Linked DNA regions of Homo sapiens: region 1 is linked to region 2. The links are chromatin loops, found by intact Hi-C in ENCODE. Cell type or tissue: psoas muscle. All regions are shown on one strand. Each heading gives the region's core, and the rest is flanking DNA. Links, peaks and the distances in the headings are about the cores only. Region 1 holds the start of PPID (peptidylprolyl isomerase D). Region 2 overlaps RAPGEF2 (Rap guanine nucleotide exchange factor 2).

What was found. Peaks named below come from ENCODE experiments on the same cell type or tissue, not always from the same donor. Only the 100,000 strongest peaks of a DNase experiment are listed, where the experiment ranks them.
Region 1: a loop joins it to region 2, with 2.6 times the contacts of the local background. A loop is called at or near these places in 1 of 110 quality-filtered maps.

Annotation. Positions count from the first base shown.
Region 1 is chr4:158,721,783-158,738,669 of GRCh38, reverse strand. PPID (peptidylprolyl isomerase D) reads left to right here and starts at 15,274. Exons shown (of 10, transcript NM_005038.3): 1 at 15,274-15,466. The coding sequence starts at 15,382. RefSeq lists enhancers at 14,696-15,280, 15,168-15,647, 15,281-15,864. In psoas muscle, for the core only: a CTCF peak has its summit at 8,519 (motif pointing left); a DNase peak (open chromatin) is centred at 8,509.
Region 2 is chr4:159,328,696-159,345,582 of GRCh38, reverse strand. RAPGEF2 (Rap guanine nucleotide exchange factor 2) reads right to left here. Exons shown (of 30, transcript NM_001394067.2): 12 at 15,573-15,725; 13 at 15,085-15,249; 14 at 14,045-14,152; 15 at 13,750-13,953; 16 at 13,549-13,657; 17 at 12,886-13,132; 18 at 7,115-7,272; 19 at 6,229-6,469; 20 at 3,636-4,019; 21 at 2,393-2,604; 22 at 2,179-2,302; 23 at 1,524-1,547; 24 at 254-477. Among named protein-coding and RNA genes, the nearest start is that of MIR3688-1, 210 kb to the right of the region's middle. RefSeq lists a silencer at 3,812-4,106. In psoas muscle, for the core only: no CTCF peak of the experiment used is centred there; no DNase peak of the experiment used is centred there; H3K27ac peaks cover 1,629 bases.

The DNA of each region.
Region 1 (16,887 bases), core at 7,136-9,635, 600 kb after region 2:
GTCCAGGCTGCGCTTCAGCCTGGGTGACAAAGTGAGACCCTGTCTCTAAAAAATAAGTACGTAAATAAATAAAATAAAATAAAACATATATAAAATATATGGAACACTCATGATACAGGGTAAGCATGGAATAAATGTTAACACTTATTTTAAATGTTTACTTAATGATAATGATTATCTTCCACTAAAATAAAGATATCCAGAGACTAAAAAAAAATACCTGTTTAAAAATTGAAATACTAGGCCAGATGCAGTGGCTCACACCTGTAATCCTAGCACTTTGGGAGGCCGAAGGAGGAAGATCACATGAGCCTAGGGTTTGAGGCTGCAGTGAGTTATGGTACTACTATTGCACTCCAGCCTGAGTGGCAGAGACCCCGTCTCAAAAAAAAAAATTATGATATATAAGTAATTTTAAACAATTGGTCTTAGTTTTAAGTTATAAGGGCATTTTTTGGGGGGACGCATGAAGTCCTACAATCTGGTCCTTTATCATTTACATCTCTAATAAAGGTATTAAAATACCCAGTAATTTTAAAAAATCTACTTATATGCAAAGAATATGACTAGAAGGAAAAGTTTTCATATACAAATGAAAATTTCTCATGATTTAGTCTTTGAGCCATTGGAGGTTTGGTAGATAATAGATGTCATTTAAACTTCTCTCAAACATTACCAGATTTTGAAAAATGAATAAAAATATTGAACATATTTTAGATAGATTTATTTATATATAGTTGTGTTTTGTTTGTAGTCCTGAGCTTTGAGCAAATCTGGATAAACTGAGAAAAAATGAAAAATGAAGAATTTATTTCCATTTGTGTTTTCTTTCTTTTCTTTTCTTTTTTTTCTTTTTTTTTTTTTTTTGAGATGGAGTTTCACTCTGTTGCCTAGGCTGGAGTGCAGTGGCGCGATCTTGGCTCACTGCAACCTCCACCTCCCAGGTTCAAGCGATTTTCCTGCCTCAGGCTCCTGAGTAGCTGTGACTACAGGCATGCGCCACCATGCCCAGCTAATTTTTGTATTTTTAGTAGAGATGGGGTTTCACCATGTTGGCCAGGCTGGTCTCGGACTCCTGACCCCAAGTGATCCACCCACCTCAGCCTCCCAATGTGCTGGTACTACAGCCATGAGCCACCGCACCAGGCTCTTCCTTTCTCCCTCCCTCCCTCCCTCCCTCCCTCCCTCCCTCCCTCCCTTCCTTCTTTACTTCCTTCCTTCCATCCTTTCTTTTCTTTCTTTATTCCTCCCTCCCTTCCTTCCTTCAATCCTTTCTTTTCTTTCTTTATTCCTCCCTCCCTTCCTTCCCTCCCTTCCTTCCCTCCTTTCCTTCCCTTCCTTCCCTCCCTTCCTTCCCTCCTTCTCCTTCCCCTTCCACTTCCCCTTCCCTTTCCCCTCCCTTACGACAGATCTCACTATGTTGCCCAGGCTGGAGTGAGTGGCTACTCACAGGTGCCATTATAGCGCACTGCAGCCTTGAACTCCTGGCCTCAAGTGGTCCCACCTCAGCCTCCTGAATAGCTGGAACTACAGGTGCACACCACCATGCGTCACTTCTTTTCCCATTTGACTTATATGTATTTAGGCCATCAGGCTGTTCTAGCCTTTTTTTTTCCAATAAGCTACACATGTAGGTTTCTCACTTTTGTTAGATATTCCATTATTAACATTCTATTTTGTTCTCTCTTACACTTGGTAATAACAGGTTCACTTATTTTATCGGTTTTTAATTTCTTAGACAGAAACATTGATATGGTTTGGCTGTGTCGCCAACCAAATCTCATCTTGAATTGTAGTTTCCATAATCCCCACATGTTATGGAGAGAATTGAATCATGGAGGTGGTTTCTCCCATCCTGTTCTCGTGGTAGTGAGTTATTTCTCACAAGATCTGATGGTTTTATAAGGGGCTTGCTTCCCCCTTAGCTAGGCATTCATACTTCTCCTTGCTGCCGTCATGTGAAGAAGGATGTGTTTGCTTCCCCTTCCACCATAACTGTAAGTTTCCTGATTCCTCCCCAACCATGCTGAACTGTGAGTCAATTAAACCTCTCTCCTTTTTTTTTTTTTTTTTTTTTTTGGAGAGATGGAGTCTCACTCTGCTGCCCAGGCTGGGTTCAGTGTCACAGTCATAGGTCACTACAGCCTTGAGCTCCTGGGCTCAAGTAATTCTCCCACCTCAACCTCCCAAGTAGCTGGGACTATAGGCATCCACCACCACACCTGGCTAATTTTTGTATTTTTAGTAGAGATGGGGTTTTACCATGTTGGCCAGGCTGGTCTTGAACTCCTGGTCTCAAGTGACCCACCCACCTCGGCCCCCCAAAGTGCTGCGATTACAGGCTTGAGCCACCACACCTGGCCAAACCTCTTTCCTTTATAACCTAGCCAGTCTCGCTGGGCGCAGTGGCTCACGCCTGTAATCCCAGCACTTTGGGAGGCCAAGGCGGGTGGATTGCCTGAGGTCAGGAGTTCGAGAACAGCCTGGCCAACATGGTGAAACTCCATCTCTACTAAAAATACAAAAATTAGCCAGTGTGGTGGCATGTTCCTGTAGTCCCAGCTACTTGGGAGGCTGAGGCAGGAGAATCACTTGAATCCGGAGGGCGGAGGTTGCAGTGAGCCAAGATGGCACCACTGCACTCCAGCCTGGCAACAGAGAGAGACTTCGTCTCCAAAAAAAAAAAAAAAAAAAAAATTACCCAGTCTCACGGATGTCTTTTTTATTAGCAGCGTGAGAATTGACTAATATAAACAGTTTTTAGGGCTTGTTACCTCTATGATGTTAGCATGTGTCCCTCTAGACTCTAATCTTGTAGCCTAGTATTTTCCAACATTTAATTTATTAAAACATTTGATTTATTAAATCAAATAGCACATCTCCTATGAAATTGTTAGAAACCTGCAAAGTTGGATAGCCCAATTTTTCTCCCATGATTCTTAATGCTACCTCCATTTTATAACACATTTTATAATGCTCTGTCTCTTTCAGTAAACACTGAACTCTTCAAAAGCAGCAGCACTGTTTTTCACTGTTATAACTATGTGCACAGCCCAACATGTATTAGGTACTCAATAATATCTGCAGAATAAAGACTTATTTTTCCCAGTAGATATGTTACATCCTAATGAAATTACTTCAGCAAATATTATCACTATATTGTAATATTAGGGTATTTTAATTCAATATAAAAGTAAATCAAATGAAGAGTGCAGAGTCTTTATCCAGCATATGTCAAAATTAGACTATAGAGGAATTCTGTTTTCCAAGATCAAATTTCAAATTAATTTCATAATAAATAATTGTGATCTAAATTGCCAATTTTAAGCTGAAATGATTGATATGTGTGTGTGTTTGTGTGCGTGTGTGGGTGTGTGTGTGGGTGTGTGTGTGTGTGTGTGTGTTTGTGTGTGTGTGTGGGTGTGTGTGTTTGTGGGTGTGTGTGTGGGTGTGGGGGTGTGTGTGTGTGTTTGTGGGTGTGTGTGTGGGTGTGGGTGTGTATAAGCTGAACAAGTAGCCTCCTTCTGACAACATGGTCCCATGATCACTTTTAAGGAAATGTTCAAGAAGTAATTGACTTGGCCGGGCGCGGTGGCTCACGCCTGTAATCCCAGCACTTTGGGAGGCCGAGGCGGGCGGATCACGAGGTCAGGAGATCGAGACCATCCCGGCTAAAACGGTGAAACCCCGTCTCTACTAAAAATACAAAAAATTAGCCGGGCGTAGTGGCGGGCGCCTGTAGTCCCAGCTACTTGGGAGGCTGAGGCAGGAGAATGGCGTGAACCCGGGAGGTGGAGCTTGCAGTGAGCCGAGATCCCGCCACTGCACTCCAGCCTGGGCGACAGAGCGAGACTCCGTCTCAAAAAAAAAAAAAAAAAAAAAAAAAGAAGTAATTGACCCTGTTGGCTAATTTTTCTCAGGAGCAACAACTCATATTACTAATGATCAAAACAAAATTGTCATTTTTTGACAGTTGTCCCCAAACATCTAGACAGACTGTTAGATTAATGCTTTTAGTGACCTAGGAGGGCATGTTTTACAGTCTGCTGTAGAAACAAGAGTAGCTGTGACAATTTGGCTATGGGGTAACTTCTTTCCTTCTTTGTGAAATGGGAGTATAATACCAGCCTCTCGGGTATGTTTTTATTTTTTATATATATGAAATGTTTATTTTAGCTTTATTTGTATTGTCAAAAACTTAAACCAAACTGAGGTGAACCTGGAGAGAGATAGTTGAATAAAACTGGTACATTACTGCAATGGAACTATGCATCTATTAAAAACAAATGATCATATCTATGTCAGTTGAACTGGATATATGTCCATCGTATAGTAAGTGAGAAAAACATATCACAGGATAAATAATTGCACTTTTGTAAAAAAAAAAAACCAAAAACAAAACAAAACAAAAAAAAACAAAACAAGCCACAAGTCATAATTCCCAATTTCTGTTTATATAGCATTTTGTTTATGCTTAAAAGGAATGGAGGAATAACTTTCTCTCCATACCTCTTTGGTAGAGTCACTTGAGCATGTATGCTGTTTTTTCCCGCCTCACAAGTTTAGTAGCCAAGGTCACTTTTTTTAAATTGACAAATAAAAATTTTATATATTTATGGTGTACAATATAGTGTTTTGATATATGTATACATTGTGGAATGATGGTCAACTTTTTTATGATGCTTTGCACAGATTTCTGGAGCTCCAACAGAGTTCCACAATTTAAATAGATCCATTGCTGCAATTTGAGAAATGTCATAACCCTCACTGAAACCCTCATTCTTAGTGAAGTGAGATATTCCTTTCAGTGGGCAACAATATAAAACCCCCTTTTTTTTTTTTGCTCCTCACTAGTATCCAGGGCACATAAATTACTCTTTAGCTAGCATAGAAATCCTGAATTTCTTATTGTCACTAGTGTTCTCAATTATGACATAATCCCAGCACTTTGGGAGGCCGAGGCAGGTGGATCACTTGAGGTCAGGAGTTCGAGACCAGCCTTGCCAACATGGTGAAACCCCGTTTCTACTAAAAATACAAAAATTAGCCAGATGTGTTGGCACGCACCTGTAATCCCACCTACTTGGGAGGCTGAGGTGGGAGAATCGCTTGAATCTAGGAGGCAGAGGTTGCAGTGAGCCAAGATCACGCCATTGTACTCCAGGCTGGGCAATGGAGCAAGACTCCGTCTCAAAAAAAAAAAAAAGGCTCAGCTGATACAAGTAAAAGTCAGGGAGAATTGCATAAGGAATCTGGTAGCCATTAAGCCCTGTGGTTTACTAAACTTATTCATCCTTCAAATTTGAATTCTAGAAATCTGTAAAACTAGACAGTATTATTTGGCCATTTGCAAAAATAGTATGTATTGTTTGTTTTTGATGGTTAATACGAGAAAATACCTTGGGGAGGAGTAATTCTCTGTTTTGGTTTTATCAAGAATGGTACCCATTATATTATTTAATGTTTCTGTTATAATGTAGAGAAACCATAGAGATGGAAAACCATTAATAGACTATTTTGTTTATGTATGAAATTTCCTGAACAGAAGGGAGATACATTGGAGAGATATTATACAAGAAGAATTGACAGATTGTGACAGTGAACATTCCTGAGATCTACTGTGTGCAGAAGTAGAGTGAGATCTTAAGGGTTTCTAGACCAAGGTACCTTTAAAAAAATAGAGAGGGTAACAGGAGAAGGTAATTTGAGTGTAAGGTATAGATGAGAGTTCACTTTGGGATATATCAACTTTGGTGGGATATGATATTGGAAAGATGACTAAAAAATTCCCAAGTGCCAATCCATCTTCTTTGAAATTCAAACCAATCAAATTCAAACTGTTAGTAATCAAACTGCTACCAAATTCAAACTGTTAGTAATCAATATGTATCTAGGATGGTTAATAATGGCATTAGGATACAGAAGGTACCTATATGTGAAAGCATCTGGCACACAGTAGGTATGGAGTAATGTTTGTTTTTGTATCTTTAATTCCCAGAAATCATTCTGCCAAAGAAACAGAATCTCAAGGAATAAAACTCTCTATTATTAAGAAGAAATTTTTATGTTTATAGGATTTTTAAATTGTATGCATCATTTTCAATACATTTTAACAGTATTACAATAGTAAGATTACTAGGAATAAATGTTAAGACTAGGAATATAAAAAATGAAAAATCACAGGTTCTTTTATTTGAGATATAATACCATTCATTTTTAACGTCTCAGCAAGCTCATTAATTGCCTCCATGTCACTACATTCAATGGATATCTATCAGTCTTCTTTTTGCTTAATTTCCTAGTCAACTTGTTTATCACTCTCTCCTTGAAACACTCTTTTTTCCCGTCAATGTCATAATGCCACATTTTCTTCCTGGCTTGTCTTTCTACTCTTCTTCTCTGCCTCCATTGCAGACTCATTCTTCTCTCCTCCTGGCCTTTAAAAAGTGCAGTTTCTCAAGGCTCTGTCCTAGGATCTTTTCTCTATTCACCCTCTACTCCCCCTGTCCAACTATTACACCTTTCCCCACTAAATTATCATCTGTATACCATGATACCTAAATTTATATCTCAGTGTTAGATCTTTCCCTTTATATGTCCAACTAACTACTCAGTATCTCTATTTGGATGTCTCAAAGGTACCTCAAATTCAACATGAGGTACCATGTTGAGACCAAAGTGATGATATTCCACTCAAACGCTATCTTTTTCTTCCAGTGTTCCTCATCTCAGTAAACAGCCTCACCATCCATCCAATTGTGTATCTCAGGAAGCCAAGTGTCATCCTTTTTCCATTCTGCACAGTCATATCCCACATCCAGTCCAACACTTGTTACTGTTGATCACCCCTGTACCTTTCCCATCCATTCATTTTTATCCATCTTTACTATCACAACTTTAGTACAAGTGGAGTCATCACTCACCAATAGTAACCTGCTCAGTATCCTCTTTAAATCCATTATGGCTCCCCTCCATTTTGTTCTCCAAGCTAGAACCAGAATAGTCTTTTTTTTTTTTTTTTTTTTTTTTTTTAAGACAGAGTCTTGTTCTGTTACCCAGGCTGGAGTGCAGTGGCATGATCTCAGCTCACTGCAGCCTCTGCCTCCTGGGTTCAAGTGATTCTCCTGTCTCAGCCTCCCAAGTAGCTGGGATTACAGGCACCCACCACCATGCCCAACTAATTTTTGTATTTTTTGTAGAGATGGGGTTTTGCCATGTTGGCCAGGCTGGTCTTGAACTCCTGACTTTGGGTGAGGTGATCCCCCTGCCTCAGCCTCCCAAAGTGCTGGGATTACAGGTGTGGGCCGTGGTGCTCGGTCCAGAATAGTCTTTTAAACATGCAAATCTTTTCATGTCAACCCTGCTGAAAATCCTTTTCATTGGTTTACTGTTGCTGTTGGGAAAATATCTTAAATCCTCAACAGGTCACAAAAGTCGAGTCAATCAATAAGCCCTAACAGATCCTCTCTACATAAACTCTTCTACTTAGCATAACCCTTTTTCAGAGACACCAGCGTCTGTTAGTTGCACATCTATTTGTTTCTTTTGGCTTCTATCTCTGCACAGAATTAGGGAAGTTCATGGAGATGCCAAAAGATTGGCACTAATTCTCTAACCTTTCTCACTCCATGCAAAGAGATTTGGTGGAAGTTTTATTATTGTTTTTATTTCCTGTGGAAAAAATGTATTATTTGCCTCTATTCACATTCTATAAATTTAGAATATCTTACAAAAGGTATAAAAACCTAAACCATTTTATTATGATATCTCAAAACCAAATTATATAGGGATAAAACAACTCCAGCATTAATGTCAGAAGGAGCTCAGGGGCCCTTTATATATCATGGTATTTTAAAACAAATATTTAAACCTATCAAGATTGTTAGATTATATTTTTCTAGTGTATGGTAGAAGTGGTTTTAGAATCATATTGGGCAACACTTTTTCACCTCTCTAACCCTTATTTGCCTTGTAAGGATTACAGAGGTAAAATGGGATAATAAAGTTACCTACATTCCAAAGTTATTTTAAGGACTAACTAAGATGAAGTATGTAAAGTACCTGGCACAAGTGTGGCACATAGTAATGATCAATAGGTGCTAATTATTACTATTTTTGTTTATGATAGTCACAAGTCATTGTTTTAAAAGTTCTTTTAGGTTCATGTAACATTTTTTTCTTCAGAGAAAAGAAATACTGAACAAGTCTATCACTGGTTTTGTTCTATCAAATATGGGTAAATACACTTTTTCAACTGAAAACAGTAAACATTAATCCTATTACTCTGCAGAGAAGAAAATAATCTTACTGCTCTTCAGAAAGATTTTACTATTACTCCTTATTGCACATAAGCCCTGTCTACCTGGTGCTATTGTGAACTAATAATCAATATCCTTTTTTGCCATGTCACTTCCAGCCCCTAGATGAAGAAGCTTGTCCCGTTGGGAGTCCTCAGGCACTAAGTCCACTGCACCACTTCTGTCTGTGCGATGATTTCTGCCAGTGGTGGAGACTCTGCTGTCCCCTGGTGGCATTTGCCGTCTTTCATTTATTCAATGTTCTGGCTCAGAAGACCTACAGTTATCCTTAGATACTCGTAAATTTAGCAGGCAAAACCTGAGAGTTGCTATCTCATTCTGATCTGTAATTATGACTCTTGTAGTGGAAGCATCACTTTCTCTATGTGGTTCAGAGCAGAAATTCTTGGTTAGGAAACTCTCCCACATGTTACTGTCTCATCAACACCAGTGCTTCCTAGGCAGAATTCATTTCGTCTCCTCTTTAAGGAGTTACATGCTAAACTGTTCTTTGGAGTTCTATCTTTGGTTTCAGAGTCTGATTCTACAGACAGGATCCTGAAATTTCCTCTTCTAACTCTGCTATCCTTCCTAATTTCTTATCTTTGACAAAGAGGTTGGATGTTACTTCAAATTTGTCCAGGATCCTAGTAAGGACCTCAGTGATCTACAACCTATGCCCATGTAAAGGAATAAAGTTAGATCTGTATGAAATACAACTTTATTTTTCTATAACTCCGCTGAAATTCAATTCTGAATTGCCTATTTTAAAGGGCTGGTAATATCATAATCCGTGTCTATTTCTGGTATTCCTCCTTTCTCTCCCTTGGGGTTGGATCTAAATTCAAAAAAGCCTAATATAACAGCAAATTTGGGGGTTTGGAGCCTCTGGTTCTCAATGTGATCTGCCTACACAGGCATCCAGTGAGAAATTCACGATCCTAACTCAGTTATCAGTTCTACAAATCTCTAATGAGTTCAGAGTTCCCTTCTGCAGGCTCCCTTTAAATGTGGAGGCTGCCTTTCTTTTCCACGTCATACATGGGTGTACAGGGATATTGTTTTGTTTCCACTTCAAGTTAGGGCATACAAAATCTCTGTGACCCTGTCTAGTTCCCATCTACCTAATCACACCATGAATCTTGTTCTCTTTCTGGGGCCTGTTGCCTTCCTGGGACAGTTCAGGAATCAAGGAACACGTCCCTCTGCTCCTGGATTTCACAAACCCATCTATGGAGGTTTGGTGGCTTCCCAGGTATGTGACGGGGACCATGGTAAGACTCCCTGTCTCTGGGACTGTGGAAATCTGCCTTGCCATTGCCTCCTCTCTCACTTTCCCCTGTGCACCATCCACAATCTTGTCATCTCCCAACACAGAAAGTGGGTTTTTTGTTTGATTTTTTTTCTGAGAATGGAAAGCCATGATCTTATAAAAGATGTTTTGTCCAAATCTTTTGCTATAGCCAAGAGTCTTATCTGTTTCTGTAAAGCCAAGCCTTTTGCAACACCAAAGACAGGAAGAGATTCCCTTTGTTCCCTCTGCTTTCTTTGCTGTCACTTCTTTCTTTAAAAGCAAAGAGCACAGAATGCCTAGCTGCTTGTTTGGGGTGATGGGCAATGAGATTGAGAAAAGAGAATATTGGGGAGGAAGGCAATCTATTAATATTATTCTACCACATTTATGAGCAACAGGCAGAAATTATAACAACAAGGCTATCAGGAAAACTCCCCACTCCATCTGGATGAAACTGTGTTAACCCTAAGAAACGGGGCATGCTTTTGCCTCTTCTGCTCTTTTCCTTGCTAAGCACAGACAAGATGTCAGAACTCAGAAGTCCTGTTCCATGTAATCAGACTGACAGTAGAACAAGTGTTTTCTAGGAAAAGGTTTATCTTTTCACTGGAGATCCAGTTCTGAGTGGTTTTGAAAGGTACAATTCTTTTATTTGGTTTGGTTCTAGGAATATGACAGTTTATATAAAGCTGTTGCTTTACTGTGAAAAACCTAGACATAGTGAGAGTAACATCTGAATTAATCTTTTACACCCAGAAACCAGTAGAGCAGAAAGAGTCACTTTTTTTTCCTTGTAAGAATGCAAAGGAATCCTCAAAACTCCTTTGCAGTTTTAATATCCATTTTGAAATATGTTGATGTAACTATTATAATGAAGTATTAGCTACTTATGGTTAGTAATTGCTTACCCTTATTGAGTACTTACTGTGTGTCAGATACTAAAACACTTTTATTTAATATTTTTCATTTAATCTTCATAATAACCTTAGGAGATACATATTATTATTCTGATTTATAGGTGAGGAAAGTGAGGCACAAAGAGGCTAAGTAACTCGTCCAAAGGCACAAAATATGATGTGTTACAGACTGAATGTGAACCCCAGAATTCTGATGGCAGAGAAGATATGCCTACCTAAGTATATTCATCATGATAATAATGGTTGAGAGGCTATGGCATATGGGTGTCAATTCTTGTAATAAAATGTTAAATTTAAGCTAGTAGATCAGAATAAAAATGTTAATGTGAACTTATTGTGATATATGTGAGACAAAGTTACCAGTTTGCAGCCAAGACATGAAACTGGATTAGTGAATGATTTTGATGCTCTAGTTTATCAAGGGATACAGAAGTTTTGTTCTGAGCCGTCCTGGGTCTTCAGGGAACCACCATGAATAAATACCGTGAATAAACACCAGGAATTGGAGAACATAAGAAATTAACATTTTATATTTATGTTAATGTGCTGGAATTTGGAAGGATCAGCATGAAAATCTGATACACAGAATCATTTTGAATTACACTTAAAGGCATGGAAATAAAATTTCTTGTTAACATTGTTTCATAAAATTCTCAAAGCCATTAGTATTTTGTATAATTCATTCATTCAAAAATATTTACTGAGCACCTACTATGTGTCAGGCACTGTTAGAAGTGCTGGGGATAGAGTAATGAAAAAAACAAAGGTTCTTGTCCTTGTGGAGCTAAATTTTGTTTTTTTAAACTCCTCTTACTATCTATCATTCCCAAGGAGCTGATTTTTAATGAGTATGTGAAATAAGTAAGTAAACAGTATATTACAAAGTTATAAGTGCTATGGAAAGGTAAATTAGGGGTATCTTTGAGTTTGCTCCTCTTAGTGTTCTTTTTCCTTTCTATTTCAGGGATAAAATGGGCTAGGTTATAAAACTGTTACTCATTTTGAAAACTCAATCTGAAGGAGCTGGACAAAAATACAAACCAAAGCATGACTTCTGATTTCAACATTGAAACCAGTTGATATGGTTAGGTCCCAACCCAAATCTCATCTTGAACTGTAATCCCCATAATCCCCATGTGTCTAGGGAGAGACTCCAGGTGTCTAGGGAGATCGGATCATGGAGGTGGTTTCCCCCATGCTGTTCTTGTGATAGTGAGTGAGTTCTCATGCGATCTGATGGTTTTATAAGAGGTTGTTCCCCTTCGCTCCTCACTCTTCTATCTCGTGCCACCACGTGGGAAGGTCCAAGTGTGCTTCCCCTTCACCTTCTGCCATGATTGTAAGTTTCCTGAGGCCTCCTTAGTCATGTGGAACTGTGAGTCAATTAAACCTCTTTCCTTTATGAATTACACAGTCTCGGGTATTCCTTTATAGCAGTGTGAAAAATGGACTAATACACAAGTGGTCCACACCCACCTGAAGTAGCAGCACTATCTAAAAAACTGGCTTCTCATGGAGAAATAACATTCTCGTTGCCCATTTTCACTTTATAAGTATATATAGTTCCCCTCCTTTGAAGATGCTCTTTACCTGTTCCCTCCTTACCTGTCTTCCTTGCCACATATGCTCCTGTGACTGATCTTACTCATATTTCTGACCTTAGAAAAGGCTACTGTGTTCAGTGCCCCTGCTGTGTGCTGAATGTGATTGTCTTTTTCCTATTAAAACACTAATTATATTGCATTGTAGAGGTTTATTCAATAGTCTTTCTCCCCCATAAGACTGTATAATTTGTGTAGTTAAGGATAAGGGGCCAGGCGTGGTGGCTCATGCCTGCAATGCTTTTGGAGGCCAAGGTGGGCAGATTGCTTGAACCCAGGAGTTCAAGACCAGCCTGGGCAACATGGCGAAACCCCATCTCTACTAAAATGTTAAATTTAAGCTAGTAGATCAGAATAAAAATGTTAATGTGAACTTATTGTGATATATATGAGACAAAATATAAGTTATCAGTTTGCAGCCCAGACATGAGACTGGATTAATGAATGATTTTGATGCTCTTGTTTATCAAGAGACACAGGAGTTTTGTTCTGAGCCGTCCTGGATCTTCAGGGAACCACCATGAATAAATACCATGAATAAACACCAGGAATTGGAGAACATAAGAAATTAACATTTTGTATTAACTTTAATGTGCTGGAATTTGAAAGGATCAGCAAGGAAATCTGATAGGAAATCATTTTGAATTACACTTAAAAATTAAAAAAAAAAATTACCTGGGCATGGCGGCATGTGCCTGTAGTCCCAGCTACTCAAGAGGCTGAGGTGGGAAGATCACTTGGGTCCAGGAGGTTGAGGCTACTGTGAGCTGTGATTGCACCACTGCACTCCAGCCTGGGTGATAGCACAAGACCCTGTCTCAAAAAAAAAAAAAAAAAAAAAAAAAGGATAAGGAATATGTTTTTTCATCATTGTATCATCAGCACTCAGAATGGAGGCTGGCATACAGTAAGAGCTAAATATTTGTCATATAATTGAATCAACTTTTGCTGAGTATCTATGTGGACATGCCTATGTATGTATGCATTTTGTTAATAAGGCAAATTTGTGATTACACAGAAAAATTCAATCAATATAATATCCTTACTGATTTGTCCTAAAATTTCACCGACACCTATTATTTATTTTTTCACAAAAGGTATGTTGGTATTTTAATTAAAAACGACTCTATAAATTGGTTTTATTATTTATTTATTTATTGTTTAGAAAATATTTTTTGTAGAGATGAGGTTTCACCATGTTGTCTGGGCTGGTCTTGAACTCCTGGGCTCAAGCCTTCCACCCACCTTGGCCTCCCAAAGTGCTGGGATTACAGGCGTGAGCCATCACACCCGGCCAACAAATTGGTTTTATTATGAGTAGCTAGTAATACATGTAATTTCTCTTTTACTTTTTAAAATATTATGAAAAAATTTAAATGTGCAAAATAAAGAAGAGTAGTATAATAAACTCCCATGCACCAATCATCTGCCTGGCCCTTATGTTTCATCCACAACCCAACCCACTTACCTGACTCCAGGTTATTTTAAAACAACTTCAGGCACTATAGCATCTAATTTTCAGTAATTTAAAAAAGAGTGTATAAGAATGCTTTAGAGATTACAAGGCAAATGCTTACACATTATCTTTTTCCATTCTCATACCCTGTTCTTTGGCACTTTACCGAAAAGGAAATGAGAAGGGTTCAGAGAAATTAAATGACTTTTCTTTGGTAACATGCCTAGTATACATGTAGTCAGAACTTGAAGCTTTTGCTTTTTTTTTTTTCTTTTTTAACATCAACTTTCGTGCTTAGTCCAGTGTATAACATCACAGGCAAATTCAAATTGAGAATAGGAATCAGTTGTTCTTTAACCGTAACCCTTCTAACTTTTACTTATCCTAAGACCGGGTAGCAAGTAGGGCAGGAGCCTTCATCTAGAGGGATGGTGACAGCTCTGATAGGGGAAAATTAGCACTGGTCTTTCCTTCCAAAAAGCCACTCTGGCTGCTGCTGTTGACACAAGGCTCCTGGCTTTTGAGACATTATTTGAGTGCTGGATTCCAATACTTTTTACTTTCTCATAAGAAAAAAAAATGTGAAGCATCTAAGGATATCTCCTGCCTTATTGATAAAGTAAGCCTCAGGCTGAATCCAAATTGCTGAGCTCCAATAGAACTACAGGGCAAAGCATCTACACAGGGAATTGCCACTCTTCTCCAAAATTAGGCTTTATTAAGAGGCAAGGCTATGTTCTCCTCATATATATGTGTGTGTGTGTGTGTGTGTGTGTGTGTGTGTGTGTGTGTAAAAAGTAAATGTTTTACACAGATCCCCATAAGGGAAAAGTGGGCTATAGTAATACAGTATTTTTTTGTTTTTCTTTTTTTTGGGGGGGGGGGGGACAGTTTCGCTCTGTCACCCAGTCTGGAGTACAGTGGCGCGATCTCGGTTCACTGCAACCGCCGCCTCCCGGGTTCAAGCGATTCTCCTGCCTCAGCCTCCCGAGTAGCTGGGACTACAGGCAAGCACCACCACGCCCGGGTGATTTTTTTTTTTTTTATTTTTAGTAGAGACGGGTTTCATCATGTTGGTCAGGCTGGTCTCGAACTCCTGACCTCAAATGATCCGCCCGCCTCGGCCTCCCAATGTGCTGGGACTACAGGCGTGAGCCACCGCGCCCCGCCAAATACAGTTTTATCAGGAATCAAAACTGTGCTCTCTTCTGGACTCTCAGCTTTAGCTGTTTGGAGCGTTTAGTCTAAGCCTTACCACTTACATTGTAATGTGAAGATCAAATTGTAACGACATGGCAATAATAAGGCTCCTATTGGTTGGGTACCACCAGTTTATGCCAGGCATTGTACTGATTCATGTCTTTAATCCTCAAAACGACCTTCCGAGGTCAGCGTTTTTATTCTTTTTCCAGAGGAGCAAACTGAGTTTCTGAGAAGTCACACCCAACTTGGTGGCAGAGCTGACGCTGGCATGGGGTTGACTCCAAAGCTCTCTACGCCACGAGGGTGGGAAAGACAACGAAACACAAGCGAGAAGAATAATGAGAACTGGGATCGCAACTTCATTAAATGAGAAGCCAGGAACAGGTGGCGGAGGGCACGCGGTTCGCTGCACGGAGTCGCTCAGGCTCTTTGAAACACCGCGCGGGGGAGCGGGGCGGTGCCGGAAGTCAGGCCATGGCTTCCGGTTCTTGCGTCGGAAGTGGCCGGTCAGCGTCGCTGCCGGTCTCCGGCGGAGACGGACTCTGGAGTTTGGGCGGCCCGGGCGGCCACTAGGTACTCTGATATTCCGTACTAAACACGTCTGCAAGTCAAGATGTCGCACCCGTCCCCCCAAGCCAAGCCCTCCAACCCCAGTAACCCTCGAGTCTTCTTTGACGTGGACATCGGAGGGGAGCGAGGTGAGCGGAGTCTGACGCTCGCGGAAAAGCCCCGAGGAGGCGGGGGTTCCCGGGATTTGGGGGATTCCAAGGGCGGAATGCGGCTCCGGCCGGTGACTGCTCAGTTTCGCGGAGGGGATGGCTGCCTAGGCTGGTCCGCCGGAGCAGGCCCGGAGATCTAGGGCTAGATCGATCCAGCGCCCTTGTATCAATGCCATCGGTGGTGCGGAAGTTTCTGGAAATTTCTAGTTCGGGAATTGTGGCGTCCTTTAGGTTTGCCTCCTGATTTGGTGGCACTTCCACGCCACCTTTGCACTACCAAGTTAGCATGAAATATTTTATGTTTGCAATGGGACAGTTCGGAAAGCATATCCTGGGATATGCGTCTGCTGGGCCCCAGGAAACTATATTTGCCACATGAGATAATATATCAGCACGTGCTGTGTTATTTATACGTTAAAGGGACTTGTTTGCTCATTGCTTTTGCCTTATTACTGATTCTTAATTTAGAGGTCCGTTCAGATGAGCAAACATTTTCTCTTAATTTGCCATTGGGAAAATGCGCTCAACGTAGTGATGGTGTTGCCTAGGTTACATAGCCGCTCAGAAGTTCCTAAGGCCTGGTGAATTAGGGAGCGTGTTGCTTTGTAACTGGATTGGCCTTGTTCTGGAACACGTTGGAATTGCTGGCCAGGCAATGTGTTTGAATGCATGTACAGGACACACACACGTTTACACGTACATTCAGTTTGTTGCAACTAGCTAGGGCTAGGTTTAATCTCACCTGTCTTAGCTGCTATCTAGAGGAGGAATTTTTACAGCTTTTGCTTCAGAGGTTGCATGAGGCAGTTTGCTCAGAGCACAAAGGCTGCAGGTATACGTAACACGTGGCAAGTCCGCCCACCCAAAGACTGTTTAATTTTCTCCCGTTGGTTGCTTGGTGATTGGAAATTCTCAGTACCTCTTGAAGAAATTACTCAGGATTTAAAACTATTTGTATTTAATGATATCTCTTACATGGTGCTAATCTTTTGGCTACTATAATTGGTTATGATCCTTAGTGTAATGTTTCAAATCTGTTTATATACATACATGACAGTAGGTAGACTAAATTTGAATATTAGAATAAAATAAGATTCACTAATTCTAGTGAGTATATTCAAAGGAAATGAAGTTTGTATGTCAAAGAGGTATCTGCACTCCCATGTTCATTGCAGCATTATTCATGATAGCCAAGATAATGGAATCAAACTAGGTTTCCATCTACAGATGGATTTTTTTTAAAATTTGATATATGTGCACAGTGGAGTACTATTCACCCATAAAAAATAATGAAATCTTGTCACTTCTGACAACATGAATTAATATGGAGGACATTATGTTACATGAAATAAGCTGGGCACAGGAAGACAAGGCATGATCTCACTTACATGTGGTTTCTA
Region 2 (16,887 bases), core at 9,380-11,879:
AAACTAAAGTAATGGGTTGCCTTAGATGTGGACAGTGTCATCTTCCACATACTAACCCAGTTGACATGACGGCCTGGCCGTGCACAGTGCTACCCAGTATTAAATATTAGCATTCAAGGAAAAGACTAGTATATCTCAGGATTGCTAGCTCCCCCTCTGCACTAAGCCTTATTTTGTCACTGCCCATACCACTGCACAGGAAACAAATCTGCATCCTAGCCAAAGTCTGCAGCCACTTTAAGGAAAAACTCACATGTGTTGGTTGCTGGCTCACACTGCAGAGATAATGTCTGAAGACTCTCCTCGTCCATTTCTAGCTCCAAATTGGAAAGGTACTGCTTCACTTTTCGAGCCATTTGGGCATCTTCATAAAGCTTTTTGGCATTGAGAAAGGAACTACGACGTACCCGCTTTTTATGACCACCTGTCTGAGCAACATCTAGCACTGTTGCATTTGTACTACCCTGGCTGAGAGACCTGGAAGATGAAAAGGTACATATGCAGCTCACTCTAGCATGGGAGTACTTTATCTATTTAAAATGTGCCAAGACTGATATTAATAGTCTATGTTCAAAAGGTCACATGCCTCATTCCAGTGAGTAAACTGTTACACAGGAATATAGAATAATACAGATTTTAAAAATTTAAAGAAAATTACACATAATATACATATAAAAATTTATGTTTGGCACCTGTTCAGTTCCAACTAGGAAATTCTACTTTTCACTCTATAGAGCATTTAAGGCAGTTCTCTCACAGGTGCCAGAAAACAATAATTACATGTAAAAGCTCATGCAAGAATACACAGCTATAATCATTAAGATTTGCAACATTAAAATTACTTCTCCTAAAGAGGATATTATACATAAATTTAAATAAAATTAGCTACAATGTTCAAAATTGTCTTCTTATGCCTTGAGTTGAATGTGGTGAGTTTTTAAAGTAATACGGTCAATCTGTTAATAAAACAATCATGCAAATGTAAACATATATGTATGGAAACCATTGAGCACATGAATTGTTAAGAATTATTTTTAAAAAGGATTGGTTTATACAGAATGAAAATAGTAGTTAGTTGAGCTGTAAAAAATTTGGGTTTAACACCTGGGGGCACCTATTTTATATTAAATATATTTATTTCTCACATATCTGTGAAATATTTTAATTGCACAACTTTTCCCTTCTAATATCCTTCCTCCCCTCCCCCTACTTTGAGCTTTCTGCATTTCGAGACACACCAATTATATGAAAATAAAATTTTTCTAAGAGCTCAGAAAAACTGGCCTGTAGTTCCCCAGAACAATCATCAATCATTTCACAGCTCTCATGGATCATGACTTCAAAAGCAAAAGCCCCAACAGATTAAACTTGAAGTCAATTTGCCATCTGAAATTCTGCTACAGCACGAGGGTTAAGGAAAAAAATGCAAAAATGCAAAGCATCAGAAAATACAGCAGGTAAGAAAACAATGCAATGAGCAGAATAAGAACTGTGTGTGGGTATGCAAGGTCTCCACCACTTACCCCAAACTCCGCCATTTCTTCTTCCTGTAAGTGAGAGCCATGGAGATTGAAGCATGGGTGTAGAAAGAGAGACAGAAAGATCACAAGCTCAGAAAGAAAGGACTAGACTTCTGGATAAGCAGTTCTAGAAGCCCACAAACATTAAACTGCATAATCACCTCACACACGCAACTTTACTAGAAATATTTTTCTGGCTTAAAAGACACATACATTTAAATTTTTTGTTCTAGAATTAAGACTGACTTTTCTCTCTTTCACTGAATTAATCACTTTTTACTACACTGCTAGCTAAATTTGTTGTGTGGATATTGAGACAAGACTATTTGGGGTATTTACATATTTTAGTGCATACTACTAGCTATGAGTTTTAGCTCTACAAGTCAGTGTTCTGAGAAATAAGAAACACATAATTGTGTCTATTACATTGAAAATGTCTGAAAGACAAACTGTTTTTACTGACAGCCGAAAGAACACTTTATACAGAATAAGACATTTATTCCAAATTAGAGCTCACAGGTGATTCTCAGCACATCCTACTATAATTTCTGCCGTACTACAAATATAAATACTCAAACTTTAAAAAAATCATTTATTGGGAAGCTCTAAATTTAACCTTCTCTACTCTCACACGTGCCACTGAAGATGACATACTCACCGAGTCCTGAACATGAGGGCAGGGTCCATGTTCACTGAAGCCATTCGGCCAACGTGACGAATTTCTTTTGCAATCATCCTTAGCTTCTCAAAATTGACCAGCCCGTCTACTTTTGAGTCATTTCCTGAAATTGACAGAGGAGGAAAAGGAAATCACATGGCATTTATTCTGTGCTTCTTCAAGCAAAGATGGAAACCCTCTGCCTTATGTTTACCTTCGTGAAGGAAGGTGAGATCCTTTTTGATAACTGGGAATAGAGGGATTATGGGAGGTTGTAGATTTTGACTATTGAGAACATTACGATATTTTGCCATGTTTCTGGAAGGATCAAACAGGTCTTGGAGATCTTGAAATAGTTTTTCGTATTTATTGGGAAGTTTCTCCCAGGTCGTTCGCAGTCTTGCCACTGGTGCCAGGTTTAGGCCACTGAGAGGAGAAAAAGAAACATGGTATAACAACTAAAGTAAAATAGTGTACAGATTATTTATTGACATATAACATCTCTATGTTTATGCTTTATATGCATAACAATTTACAGAAGGCTGCATAAGAAACTGTTCATGATAATTCTGGGGAATGAGATGGCACAGGGAAGTAGGGTCAGGGTCAAGCCAAGGCGTTTTACTCTTCTCTTCCGTATAGACCTACCTCATCTGTTTACTATCAGTAAAACCACCTGAATGTAAGTATTGATGCTTTGTTTCCATACACAGCAGTATGTACACATAGCAGTGCTTAGCCCATAGCGGCCATTTGATAAAACCGACTGAGCAAATATCCTCTAGTAATAAAATAAAATAAAATAAAATAAAATAAAATAAAATAAAATAAAATAAAATAAAATAAAATAATATAAAATAAAATAAAATAAAATAAAAGCTATGATAGTAATGAGAGTATGACTAAACTCCCAGACAGAGAAAATGACTAATTTAATAATCACCCTCAACATCAATATAACTAATTGTTGCCATTTTTTTTTCTTCTAACCTCAATCTAAGCTCTTAAAAAAAGGGAAGAAAATTAACATTTCCCGGCCATCTGCTTTGTGCTATTTGATGGAACTCCACACACATTACATCATTAATCTTGTTGATAACTCTTTGCGGTATTGTTATTTCCACAGAAAAATAAACTGATATTGAGAAAAGTTGAAACAAACTTAAAAAAAAAGTGGGGGATATAGATTTTCTGAGCTCCAAATCAGAACTTCAGATGCTACCAAAATGTTTCCTGCTTAATGGCTTCTTCAAATCTCTTCAGGTTGGCACAGCTGTTTTTTTGATACGAGAGATTTTAAATTAAGGATTAAGGTTAGGATTCAGAGAAAAAGAATTGTCTCTTATGAGTCAATTAAAACCTATAGCATTTATACTAATTATATGATGTTCCTGGACTGATACATATTTTAAATCTGTGAACTGAACTGAATCTTAAGAAAAAATGTGCTCTCTTACCTGATGATTGCAAACATTGAGTTAAAATTCTTGCATTCCCTACAGTGCAGTGCTATCTTGATGAAATGCTTAATGATCTTCATCCTCTTCAGCTGGTTTGTTTCTCTGAGAATTTCAGATGCTACCCAAAATGTTTCCTGGTTAATGACTTCTTCAAATCTCTTCAGGTTGGCACAGCTGGTTTTTGATCTGAGTTTAAATAAATCATCTATATATTCAGTAGGTTCAATGTTGCGAAAGAGTTCAAAATTTCGCATAGAGAGCTGTGTTGCAACTTCCACAGTGCTGAGCTGAAGGAGGGAAATTTGACTCTCTCTCAACAACTCCTGAGCATCTTCATCTGAACAAAGAGTTTCTGTTTCCATGTTGTTTTTCAGATAATACCTATGAAAAACAGAAACATATCAGAGTCAAAGCCTAAGCAGCAATCTCATGATATTCCTTGAAAGAATAATGCTACTTTTTATGGAAAGTTTGAGAGAGCACTGATTTGAATTATGGAAGATTTCTTTTTAACCAAGACAGACAGCACAGCTGCTATCTCAGTTACCTGGTCATAGAACTGTCTATCCAGAAGTAGGTGGTAGAAACAAACAAATCACATGGAATTTCACTCGCACTAGTTGCACTTTCTATCCTTTCTTTTCCTGATTTCTGAAGTATTTTACCCTTTTTGTTAAAAATAACAGAAAATATCCACATTTTTAGTTTAAAAAGGGACTAGGCCCTAAGGCAGGAAGCAGGAAAGATTAGACCCAAGTACGTCATCACTCTTATTTTCCTTATTTTCTTATTTTCTTATCAATAATCTGTGATTATTGATGGGCCCAAATTGTAACAATCCAGGTTGACTTATTTATTCAAATACCTAAGAAACCCTAAGCTACTTCCCTCTATTTGATCCTATGAATAGAACAATCCTCCAACAGGTTAACTTTAAAAAATCTGGATTTTCATAAAAACTCTACAGGTAAGTGGATAGTAGGTATTATACTTATTTGTCAGAATAGGAAACAGGCTCCTAAAGGTTGACTAGTTAATGCCGGTGCCAAAATGGGAACACAGGGCTGGAGCCCCTTTTCCTTTTAGGCAATTTGTTGAAAATAGCATTAAGATGTTTGTTGCACGCACACGTGTGTGTGTGTGTGTGTGTGTGTGTGTGTGTGTGGTGATGGTGGTGGTATTTTTTGTTTTGTTTTTGTTTTTTAGACACATGCTTTCTCTGTGAAAATTCCATAAATGTGTGTGTGTGTGTGTGTGTGTGTGTGTGTGTGTGTGTGGTGATGGTGGTGGTATTTTTTGTTTTGTTTTTGTTTTTTAGACACATGCTTTCTCTGTGAAAATTCCATAAATGACAAAACAGAATGAGCATAGTAGGGGCCCTACTAAAATTTTTTTTGTGTATTTCACCAAGGCAAACACATATAACAGAAAATATATACTTTGCGCCCTTGACTTTCACAGATTTAACATTCTCCATTTTGATTACTCATGAAGCCCATGACATACCCATCTATAATTTTCTTCAATAATGAATGTGAATCATGAATCTATAGCTCAGTGGAGCTCTGTAAAACTCTATCGTGGTTCCAGATATATCAATGTGCATTGAAATGATAAGTGGAAAAAACAGAGCTACTAAAACAAAACTATTTGCTAGTGTTTGAAAACAAAAGTGAAGAGGAATAAGAAAGTTATAGTTGATGGCAAGAAAATCAAAGGTTTCAATGAATTATATCCTGGTTTAAATCTATAACATGAAAAAGTCAAATACAGTGAAACACTCCGTAAGTTAAAAATAGAAAAAATATGATTTATGGAACTACTTAATTTTGAGTGTAGCAACCAGCCACTATGAGAACCAAAGCAACTATTTTCTTTTTCAACTTGCACTTACTTATTGTGACTTGAAGATAAAGTTACATATACCTAACAGTGAAAATATCATTGAAGAGAATGATAAAATCAGACACAACATTTTCTTGCAAGTAACGTGTGATATAAGCACTTCTGCAGCAAAGGACTAAGCTCTGTAGCAAGTAAAGTCTGGTTTCAGCGTTAAGAAGTGTATTTCATAGCATAATGTACAATAACAGGCAGAAGTGGCCAACCACATTGTCACAGATGTCTCTGCCTAAACTAAGGAAGCTCCTAGAAAAGTTGGGTATGCAGGAGCAAATGACACTAGAATATGATTAGAAAATGTGTTTGTGAACGTACATATACAAAGGGAAGACAGCACCAGGGTTTAACCCCGTGACTTTACATCAAGCATACTCTACCCTTCCAAACCAGGACCCCAAGGCAAGCATGAGAAGTTACAGCACGCATTTTGGAAGTCAGTAACAACCTTCAGGTCACAGTGGCCTTGAACAAGTTCCTAAGAGATCCTTGTTAGGGTCAGTAGTCGACTGTGTGCATTTGCTTTCATACAGTAATTCTTGGTGAAAGGAAAAAAAAAACAACAACAATACTTTTTAATCGCAGGGACACTTACTCATTTAAAAAACACTTTGAAAATTGCTCATCTCTTAGACTTTGATGTGGGTTCGAAGAGGGGACAAAGAAATCCAGTAAGGTAGATAATATATACCTTCCACTCAGTTGTATTCTGTCTGCAAGTTTGGAAAGCTGATCTGGAAGTCTTCTTTGTTTGATTACTCCCTCAGGTGTGACAGAGACCTCACATAGTGAATATTGATCCGGGGTGGCAGTAACAGCAAACTCCCTGATAGCCTGAATGACCACTTCCTTTGCTGTAGTGTCCTTACTGATCATGATGTAGCGGCTTTGCTGATCAGCCTTAAAAACCCTTAGCACTTGATCTGGCAAGTCTGGGGGAAAGAAAAATCACACACATAAGTAGAAAGAATTTTAATATATGGCAATGCAATTAAGCAAAGTAATCAGAAAAAAGCTCCTTAAGAAAAAGCAATGCTGAACTTTTACCTCTCCCTTACTCTAGGTCTTCCTCAAAGAATCAATCTACATGCTGTTTTGCTGCAAGAACATACCTTTCCCTAAAAGATAACAGATTGAACTACAGACAGCTGCAAGCACATCAGTACACAACAGTAGCACTCAAGACTGTCATGCTGGCATCAAAGAAATAAAATTTAAATCCAGAGTTAATCTTTACTGTATTGAAAAGTCCATTAATTAGACCTAAAATATGCCTCTTACTCTATCTATTTGATATGATTTAGTAATCATGGCATGGGATGTGTTATCTTCATTTTATGAAAGAAGAAACAAGTTCAGACAGATAATTTGCCTATGGCCATATAAAAATACTCTGCTGAATGTAAAGAGAACTGGTTCCAACACCTGATTTCAAAAATCTTAAAGTTTAAGTTTCATCCTTACTCAGCATCTGATATAATCCATGCCAAATGAAGAGAGATACATATAATATGACCATTATGTTAGAAATAAAAAGATAACTATAAGAAAACAAAAGAAGTGTTGGTGATACTCACCAGGAGTAGCACTGAAGTCTAAAATGCGATGATGTGACTGCAATAAATCAGGATTACTGGATGATAAGGTTCCACTGACAGGCAATGCAGTTGGGATGTGCTTTGTCTGCCTTAATCCTACTATGCTGTCATCTTGAGACTGACCAATCCCAATATCACTGAACAAAGAGGAAAATTAGAAAATTATCAACAAGTTAAAAAGTTGTACATCATCACTATATAATAAACACAGACCAAAAACCATATTCCATTTTTTTTTTGCAGCTCATGTAAAAACACCATTAATAAATTTGGTTGAAAACTGCAAAAGCAACTACTGCTTAAGTGTATCCAACTCATTTTCCTGTTTTTGTTTTTTGTTTTTGTTTGTTTGTTTTTAGATATAGCATCTTGCTTTGTTGCTCAAGCTGGGCTTGAAACTCTTGGCCTCAAGTGATCCTCCTGCTGTGGCCTCCCAAAGTGCTAGGATTACAGGCATGAGTCACAGCACCCAGCCTCATTTTGCTGTTTCTTAAGTGTATAGTATGTTTCTCTAAAACCTATGGTTTTTCTTTCTTTTTTTTTTTTTTTTTTTTTTTTGAGATGGAGTCTCACTCTGTCACCCAGGCTGGAGTGCAGTGGTGTGATCTCGGCTCACTGCAAGCTCCATCTCCCAGGTTCATGCCATTCTCCTGCCTCAGCCTCCTGAGTAGCTGGGACTACAGGCGTCCGCCACCATGCCCGGCTAATTTTTTTGTATTTTGAGTAGAGATGGGGTTTCACCATGTTAGCCAGGATGGTCTCGATCTCCTGACCTTGTGATCCGCCTGTCTTGGCCTCCCAAAGTGCTAGGATTACAGGCGTGAGCCACCACGCCCGGCCAAACCTATGGTTTTTCTAAGTAGATAAGCCATAAAAAATATTAGTAGTTTCTCAGCACAGAAATATATTTAAAAAAAAATAAGCTCTAGTTTCTGATGGAAATGGATTTTAAAAAAAGCACATTAAAAAGAATACATTTAACTCACTCAACTGATAGTTCTGCATCAGAATGATAAATTATTTTATAATCTGACCTTCAATAGTTGAAGAAATTGGGTAAAATGAAAACAGGAGGAAAAAAATCCAAAGTGTCCTAATTTTATTCTCGATGTTTTAGAGAAAAAATGAGATCACTATGGAGTCAAATGTAAGGAGACTGACACAGACATTATTTCTTGATTATACAGAGCATAAAAAAACAGTGGTGCATGGTGACATTTCCTAGCATCAAAGAAAAGCCAACAGAAATCCAATGACTCACTTTTAATTCTCTGATCAAAATTTCTAGCTACACATTTAAGTATCCAGAGAAATACTGGTTATTATCGACAGTGACAAACTCATTTCCATTTATAAAAAGCCTGTTACTGTGAACTCTTGAAACATGATTTAATAATATGTAAAAACTATTTCTAGATTTGAAGGGTCAACTGTTTCCAAAACAAAAACTCAAATAAAGCAATAAGCAAACACACACAGAAATAACTGGGGTCGCAAGAAAATGGTTATAGCTCAGACTAGTTTCTATACACACCTTGAAATAAGAGGAAAATTATATTAAAGTTGGAATATAAACTAAGGTGTCATAAATAAAATGAAGAAATTTAGCATTTATTAGTCTTTTCACACATTGGGGCTTGATCATAATAACTACTATTTTTAATGACTATGCTAAAAAATAGCAACATTTCTTCCCTTTACTTTTTTTTTTGAAAATGGAAATTATAAAGGTAAATAAGGGCAAAAACATTTTTTAAAGACAAAAATTAAAACTAGAGACAATTTCACATTATACGAAAAAGACACTTGCACACGTTTTGTTTAGAGCAGCACAATTCACAACTGCAAAAACATGGAAGCAACCTAAGTGCACATCGACTAATGAGTGGATAAAGAAAATGTGTTTATAGCTACACCACAGAATATTACTCAGCCATAAAAAGGAACAAAATAATGTCTTTTGCAGCAACTTGGATGGAGCTGTTGGTCATTATTCTAAGTGATATAATGGTGGAAAACCAAAATCCCTATGTTCTCACTTATAAGTGGGAGCTAAGCTATGAGTAGGCAAAGGCATACTGAGTGATACAATGGACTTTGGAGACTCAGAAGGGGAAGGGTGAGGTTAGGGCCAGGGATTAAACAAAGTTACACATTAGGTACAATGTATACTACTTGGGTGATGGGTGCACTAAAATCCCAGAATTCACCACCACTATATAATTCACCCATGTAACAAAAAACCACGTGTACCCCAAAAGCTACTGAAATAAAAATTAAAAAAAAAAAATAAAGACAATTTCAGTGTGAATTATTTCAAATTCATAGGTCAGTCCGGGACAAAATTAAATTTCTATTTAATCATATAACCGGCATAAAGACTAAAAGTGTTAATATTCTGTAAAAGATGAAAACTTTTACGTTAGTGGAATTTTATTTTTCAACCATATAAAGCAGTCTCTGCCAAAAACCTGCTATGTAATACATGACACGAGATCATTACTATGGGCTCAGGACAAAGCATAGCTGGCTTGGCCACTCCGGCACAAAAGGCTACAAATATTAGCATCTTGCAGGCACACTCAACCTTTTTTTTTTTTTTTTTTTTTTTTGAGACGGAGTCTCCCTCTGTCACCCAGGCTGTAATGCAGTGGCACAATCTCGGCTCACTGCAAGCTCCGCCTCCCGGGTTCACGCCATTCTCCTGCCTCAGCCTCTCCGAGTAGCTGGGACTACAGACGTCCGCCACCATGCCCGGCTAATGTTTTGTATTTTTAGTAGAGACGGGGTTTCACCGTGGTCTCGATCTCCTGACCTCGTGATCCGACCGCCTCGGCCTCCCAAAGTGCTGGGATTACAAGCGTGAGCCACCGCGCACTCAACCTTTAAGAACCGTTTCTCCGCAACACTTTAACACCTTACATGATGAACTGCCTTTCTACTCTCAGTTTCCTCATTACTCACCTACATCTCTGTCATCCAGACATGCGGCCACTCTTGGATTGAAACTATTTTATATCCAAGACCTAATTCAGAAATGTCCCTCTCTGGGCACATCCTCTTAGGATTCTACCTCTCCAACACTTTCCTTGTTACTGAAATTGTCTTTCGATCTGCACTGGTTTTATAGTGTGCTGACTTACTCCTTCTTGTCTCTGGGTTCATTAGTCTTTTTCTACTTACTTGGCAACCAAATCTGAATTCTGGGAGCTCATGCCCCATCTTCTCCTTCCTCTCTATGCACATCACCCGATTGTGCCTACCTTGCCAATTTACCATTATCTAGCATCTTAGCTTCTCTAAGGCTGATAAAGTTTGAGGAAAAAACTCAACAGTATACTCTATCTAGACTTCTCTAATTGCTAGTTTAGTAGCTTTGTCAAAAAAAAAATCTTCATACACAAATGATAATTTATAGAAAAATTTAATAGCTAGTATAGTATAAATCAAGTCTGTTACCAATATGATAGATCCTACAGCTTTGTGAAACTTCCTTTAATTATTTTTTCTTTTCAATTGCATTACACATATGATTTCAAATAATTTTCATGATAAATCTTTAAATGAGCCATATATTTTCCTAAATACAAATTATTTAAGATGTTTCCTCAGTGTTTTAAAATCAACACATCTAATCATTCTTTTTCTTTTCCCTTGTCTAGCTTTTGAGTATTTCTAAATACACATAGAACAAAATTAGACATGGTATTCTCATATTGTGTTCCTTTCCAACATCCAGTATTGCTGATGGATTATCTCCCAGTTCTTACATGTCACATTTCTATTTATACTTGCCAAGGTCATATGAACTTTTTTTTAAAGGTTCTTATTTAACTCATGGTCAAATATGACTCTAAGATCTTTTTTTGTTATTGTGCTGTTAATAATTCTGCATTTAGGACTGGGTGTGGTGGCTCATGCCTGTAATCCCAGCACTTTGAGAAGCCCAGGTGGGTGGATCATTTGAGGACAGGAGATCGAGACCAGCCTGGCCAAACAGCAAAATCTTGTCTCTACTAAAAATAAAAAAAATTAGCCGAGCATGGTGGTGCACACCTGTAATCCCAGCTACTCAGGAGGCTAAGGAATGAGAATTGCTTGAGCTCAGGAGGTGAAGGTTGCAGTGAGCAGATCACAGCAATTGCACTCCAGCCTGGCTGACAGAGCGAGCCTCTGTCTCAAAAAAATAAATTAATTTAAAAAATCTGCATTTAGGTAATTTATTTTTTCATCCATTTAAAAATAAGGTTTTCATCAACGAAGGTTATTTTAAAAATTGATTCGTATTTTCTGTAAATGCCAGGTGCCCTAATCCATTGTCTCTTAGAAACTTACTCAATATATCCTCTTGAGCCTATAAATACTACTCACTGCTTATCCTTAGGACTCTGCTATAGAAGACTGCTGATACAAAACCACCAATCATTACTCTATAGTTTAATTGGGACAACTCAACCAATCAATAGTATATTTTAAATCACATTTCTCTAATCTGTGGATGAAAATTTTATCTGAAATGGAGTTTTCTTAAAAAAGATCTGAAACGGAATTTTTTTAAAAAAGAAAAAGAAGTGTTTGATATAGTCCTGCATATCTACTGCATGTCTTTAGACCCATTAAATTATCAAAGCACGAAATTATATGTTTTAAAGTTATTATCTAACATTGTAGTTTGGGGACTATATAACTAAATGTGGCACAGTGAGAAATGGCTGACAGTAATCAAGTTTTATAAAACATTCCTAGACTCAAGAAGGAACTAAAATGAAGAAGCAAGCAAGCAAAGAAGCAAGCTTAAAAAGCATCAGAAATACCTGCAATTTTGTCTAGCCTGGCTGAGCTCCTGGCATAAATAAATAACCAAGAAGAAATTCAAGAATACACCTGACATTCTGACTACTAAGTTGACTGGGAAAAATGAAAGGAGTTCTGTGCTTGGCTGTTGATGCCTTGACAGTAATTAAATAACTGAAAATAGAAGAGAGAGGGGAAAACAGAGAATGATAGGGATGAATAATGGCAACTGGATAAAGCAATGATTTGACTGGTAAAGAGCACATGCTGTTGGTAAAGAAGATACCCAGAAACAAAATACAGTAGAAAAAGCAACTCTAAATCATGATGGAGGAGACAGGAGGCAAACACACGCTTTTAAAAAGTCCAAACCTGCGGCTGGGTGCAGTGGCTCACACCTGCAATCCCAGCACTTTGGGAGGCCGAGGCGGGTGGATCACGAGGTCAGGAGTTCAAGACCAGCCTGGCCAAGATGGTGAAACCCCGTCTCTACTAAAAATACAAAAATTAGCCGGGTGCAGTGGCAGGCATCTGTAATCCCAGCTACTCGGGAGACTGAAGCAGGAGAATCACTTGAACCTGGGCGGCACAGGTTGCAGTGAGCCGAGATCGCGCCACTGCACTCCAGCCTGGGCAATAAGAGTGAGACTCTTTCTCAAAATAAATAAATAAATAAATAAATAAAAATTAAAAAATAAACTAAAAAGTCCAAACCCCCAAAAAATAGTTCAAATGAGGAAATGCTAAACTATCTTTAAAGAAGATTGGGAGTAGCCAAATAAGTGGCAAAAACGAGATTAAAACAAATTTGATTGTTTAATACTGCTTCCAAAATAGCTCAGTCATAAAAACCTAGAACAGTTTTCAGACTCATGCAAACATTAATTACATCACTATCTTTGCATATCATTTTAACAAAATAAAATAATGCACAGAAGACATATGCAGATGCTTACTTGTATGGTTTCTGTGGCAAGATACTGATCCGAGTCTTGTCGAGTATCTTTTTCAGCTTGTTCCTTCCTCCCACAGTGTTGGCTTTACTTTTTTTGTTCACTTTTTCAAGTCCTATCACCTGTTCTACATCTACAGCAAGATCTGGAATGGAGTAGCGACTGGCCTTTTTAATGTCACCAATTTTAGGAAGGTGGGGGGCACCATTTCTTTTCTCTTCTGACAATCTTGTTAGAAGTTCTTTAAATACTAAAATAAATGAAAACAGAAACACCACGTAATGGCAATTATAAGATATCTGAACAATTCTAAGGCAATTGTGGAACTTGGAAATATATGAGAAGTACAGACTTCAGTTATCAAAACTGCAAACCTGCAGAAAAACAGTATCACACAGTAAACGAATCACGCCAAATCTGCTTGGTATGTTGCTCTATCAAAATAAGTTTAAAAAGAGTAGTATACTCTTTACGGTTATTTTAGTATTTATCAATAAAAGATTTCAGTTATCAATAAAGACAGATTAAAAATATTTTTTATGGTCAAGTCAGTAGTTTTTATTTAGATCTAATCTATGCTTTTACCATATATGCTTTCTTATGATGTTTGAAATACTAAAAAACAAGGCCAAAAGGAGAAAAATGAAAAGTATGCAAAATACTTACCAAATAAATTGGTTTTCACAGTGATAGATAAATGTGTGTTATTTCTAAGAATTTCCATAGCTTTTGACAGCTGAATGTTTTCAAAGTTTTGGCCATTTACTTCTAATATCTAAAAATGAAATTATAAAATGTATCAAAATTGACTGAAAAAAAAAACCAGACACCAAAATTCACCCTTAAATGAGTTTAGAAATGGCATACCTGATCCCCCCGTTTCAAGCCTGCTTCAGTTGCTTTGCTACCTGAATCTACACTGTCAACAAAGATTCCAAATCCCTTCTCAGAGCCTCCAAGTAAGATAAAAGGCAAAGGAGCTTCTCGGGATGGTTTTGTTAACGTCATCAATCTTCTTTTTGCTTTAGCAGCACACGCGATATTCAACAGCCTTAGGTGTCCACCCATTTTCTTTAAGAGTTCAGAAACAGTAGTGTCAACTCAAGAACAGGCTGAATAAAATGAACTTTAAGCTGATCTTAAAAAAAACCACAAATATTACCTCTCTTTCCAGATTGTTTTCAAATTCTTCTAAAAATCGAGTCATTGCAGGATCTCCTTCAAAGTCATTGAAGTGATTATTTACCCACAATAATACTACCCGTGTAACCTGAAAAGTCAATTATTTTCAATAAGTTTCCTTTTTAGTGCCAAAAATGTGATTAAAATCATTCCAGAAAAGATATCCAACTTTCAAATAATTTACCTAATAATAATAAACAGGAAAATAAATTAACAATAATAAAATCTTAAATGAGGATGACCTTCTGAAAATGAGTATTTTTACTTTGAATATAGACTTCATGTTGCTTTGCCAGGAAAGGTTCTGAGTCTGTGAAGGTATTTAACTTAAAACTTGTCTAACTTTCAAAATGCATTTGAAACAGATCAAAATAAAAGCAAAGGTGTAATAAAACAAAAATCAGCTAATACAAAAGACAGAAACTAGAAAGTCAAGGTAGAAGAACAGACTGGACAAAGAGAATCAATGCTATTAAGCCTAGAAAGCTCTGTAAGGGTGCAGAATATAAAAGGAAGGAGATAAGACAATGTAGTTTGTCATCCAATCTGGCCTTAGAGCTCTCAAGAGCTCTAGATGGTCTCCTTAGAATTATAATCCTGGGGCCTACAGAGAGTGATGACTGTCATGAAATGCTGCTCTGGTGCCAATTTAAAAACTGTAACTTTTATCTGGTGTACACTTACTACCAAACTAGAAAATGTAGATTCCTATGGAATCCAGATGTTTATGTTTTAACACACTCCCAACAGAACTTAAAAAAATGTTTAAACATTTGGTGGCCAATTTATTGGCCTTTGTGTTTAAAGAAGGCTGAACTAATATTTTGTTCATATTTCTAAGGCTGAACTAATATTTTGTATCACCTTTTTTTTTGTTTTTTTGTTTTTTTTTGCTTCAGAATTACATTCTCCTATTTCATTACATTAATCTGGACATAATTGCTGTGACAAATATACACATTAAAGTATCTTTAGGTTTACATTTCATATTTAAGAGACAAAATAGAATATATTTCCAACCTTATCCCTGAGGCTCGGGTCATTAAACCACTCCAATAACTTTTTGCCCACTTCCATTGGGCTAGAAAGAAAAGTCCTATAGGTCAACAGAAAGTCTTCTATGAATGTTGGATCTACTACTGAATGCTCTTCCACCAAATGCATTGTTAACCTTTCTGAGGTACCCTGTAACAAAGAAAAGGTTTAATTACTACATATATATACACACACACACACACACACACACACACACATATACATATACACACACACATATATGACATTTATATGGTACTGGGATTTCAAACATTCAACATAAAATGAATTGGATAGTAACACAGTTAACAATTAATGAAACTGCTATTCACTAGGAGATCATACATAAAGATTTTTCACAACTGATAACCTTTAAGAGATAGGCCTAAAAATGAAAAAAAATCCTAAACTGCCACAACCAATACTACCAAAAAAAATTCCTTTCCTTGGGAAGGAGTGGTCCTGTGTCCTACCTTGATGACAATGTGTCCCTTTCTTGTTCCAGTTCGATCAAGTTCTCGGTGTTCTTTCACCATAACAATCTCTCCTTCCTCTTCAACTTTTTGCATGTTCTTTTCTACTTGATTGAGAATACGGCAGTAATCTTGCTGGGCTATGCAGACAAACTGGAATAAAACATAAGTCACATGTTAATGATAAAGTGCTTGCAAAAGACCTAGCAGTACTAATAATTCAGTGTTTTAATTATTTAAAACTGACATTTTTCCCTGTCTTTCCCATACTTTCTAAATTAATGCTGTAATGAACCTTAATCAGACTTCTCTACTTTTAATGTATTTCTTCCTTGGTCAAGAAAAGTTTCATTTTTAGAATACTTATATGTATTTTACATTCAAAATCCTAATAATTTTAAAAATCAAAAGACATAATTAGAAGATAGCTTTTTCATGCTTCTTTCACAATTAAAAAACACTGCAGTAGGGGGAGTGGAATTGTAGGAGAATAGATGTAAAAACTTAATTATCATCTAGTGAATTAAAAGAATTTGAAGAAGCAACAATTTTTGAATGAGAATGATTTTAATGAAAGATACAGACACTCAAAGATACCTATGGAGTAGATATATTAATTTGCTAATTATATTGATGAAACACCATTTTAGAAAGCTTGTTCAAAGAAGGTCAAAACACAAACCACATATGTGTTATAGCTCAAAACATTATCCTTATAACTGGTATTAAGGGTAATCCTTGCTCTTAAAGAAAAAGCTAAAAATCTGCATATGAAGTCATTACTCTCCCTGACCCCAAATATAAAAAATTTCAGAGCTTAGGGCAAACCACTTAAGAAATTACATTTCTTAGAAGTTTTAAAGAAAGTTAAGAATGAATGATAGAAATCACTTATTATAGAAATTAACTAGAGGTCAGTGAGGAGACAAGAGATCATTCGGAAATGGAAAGAAGCATGGTATTTCTTTTCCTCCTTTAATGTGAAGAAGATGAAAAAGGAGGTGGTTAAATTATATTGTAAATAAGATAAAATATGATGCAACCACCTGAAATCATGATTTCATAGGGCATTTAGAGCTCTGATAATACATTATTCTTTTTATATTGCTCATATTAATTTTTTAAAAAAGATACTATACTAAATATTACGATAATCATAATGACAACATCATCATCACCACCATCACCATCACACTGTGGCAGCCTTATGGAACTTTTTCAATTCATCCTCCTAATCAAACCATGAGGAAGGTGCTATTATCCCCACTGTACAGATGAGTAAACAGCCTGATGTCTCATAACTACATGCTGGCCA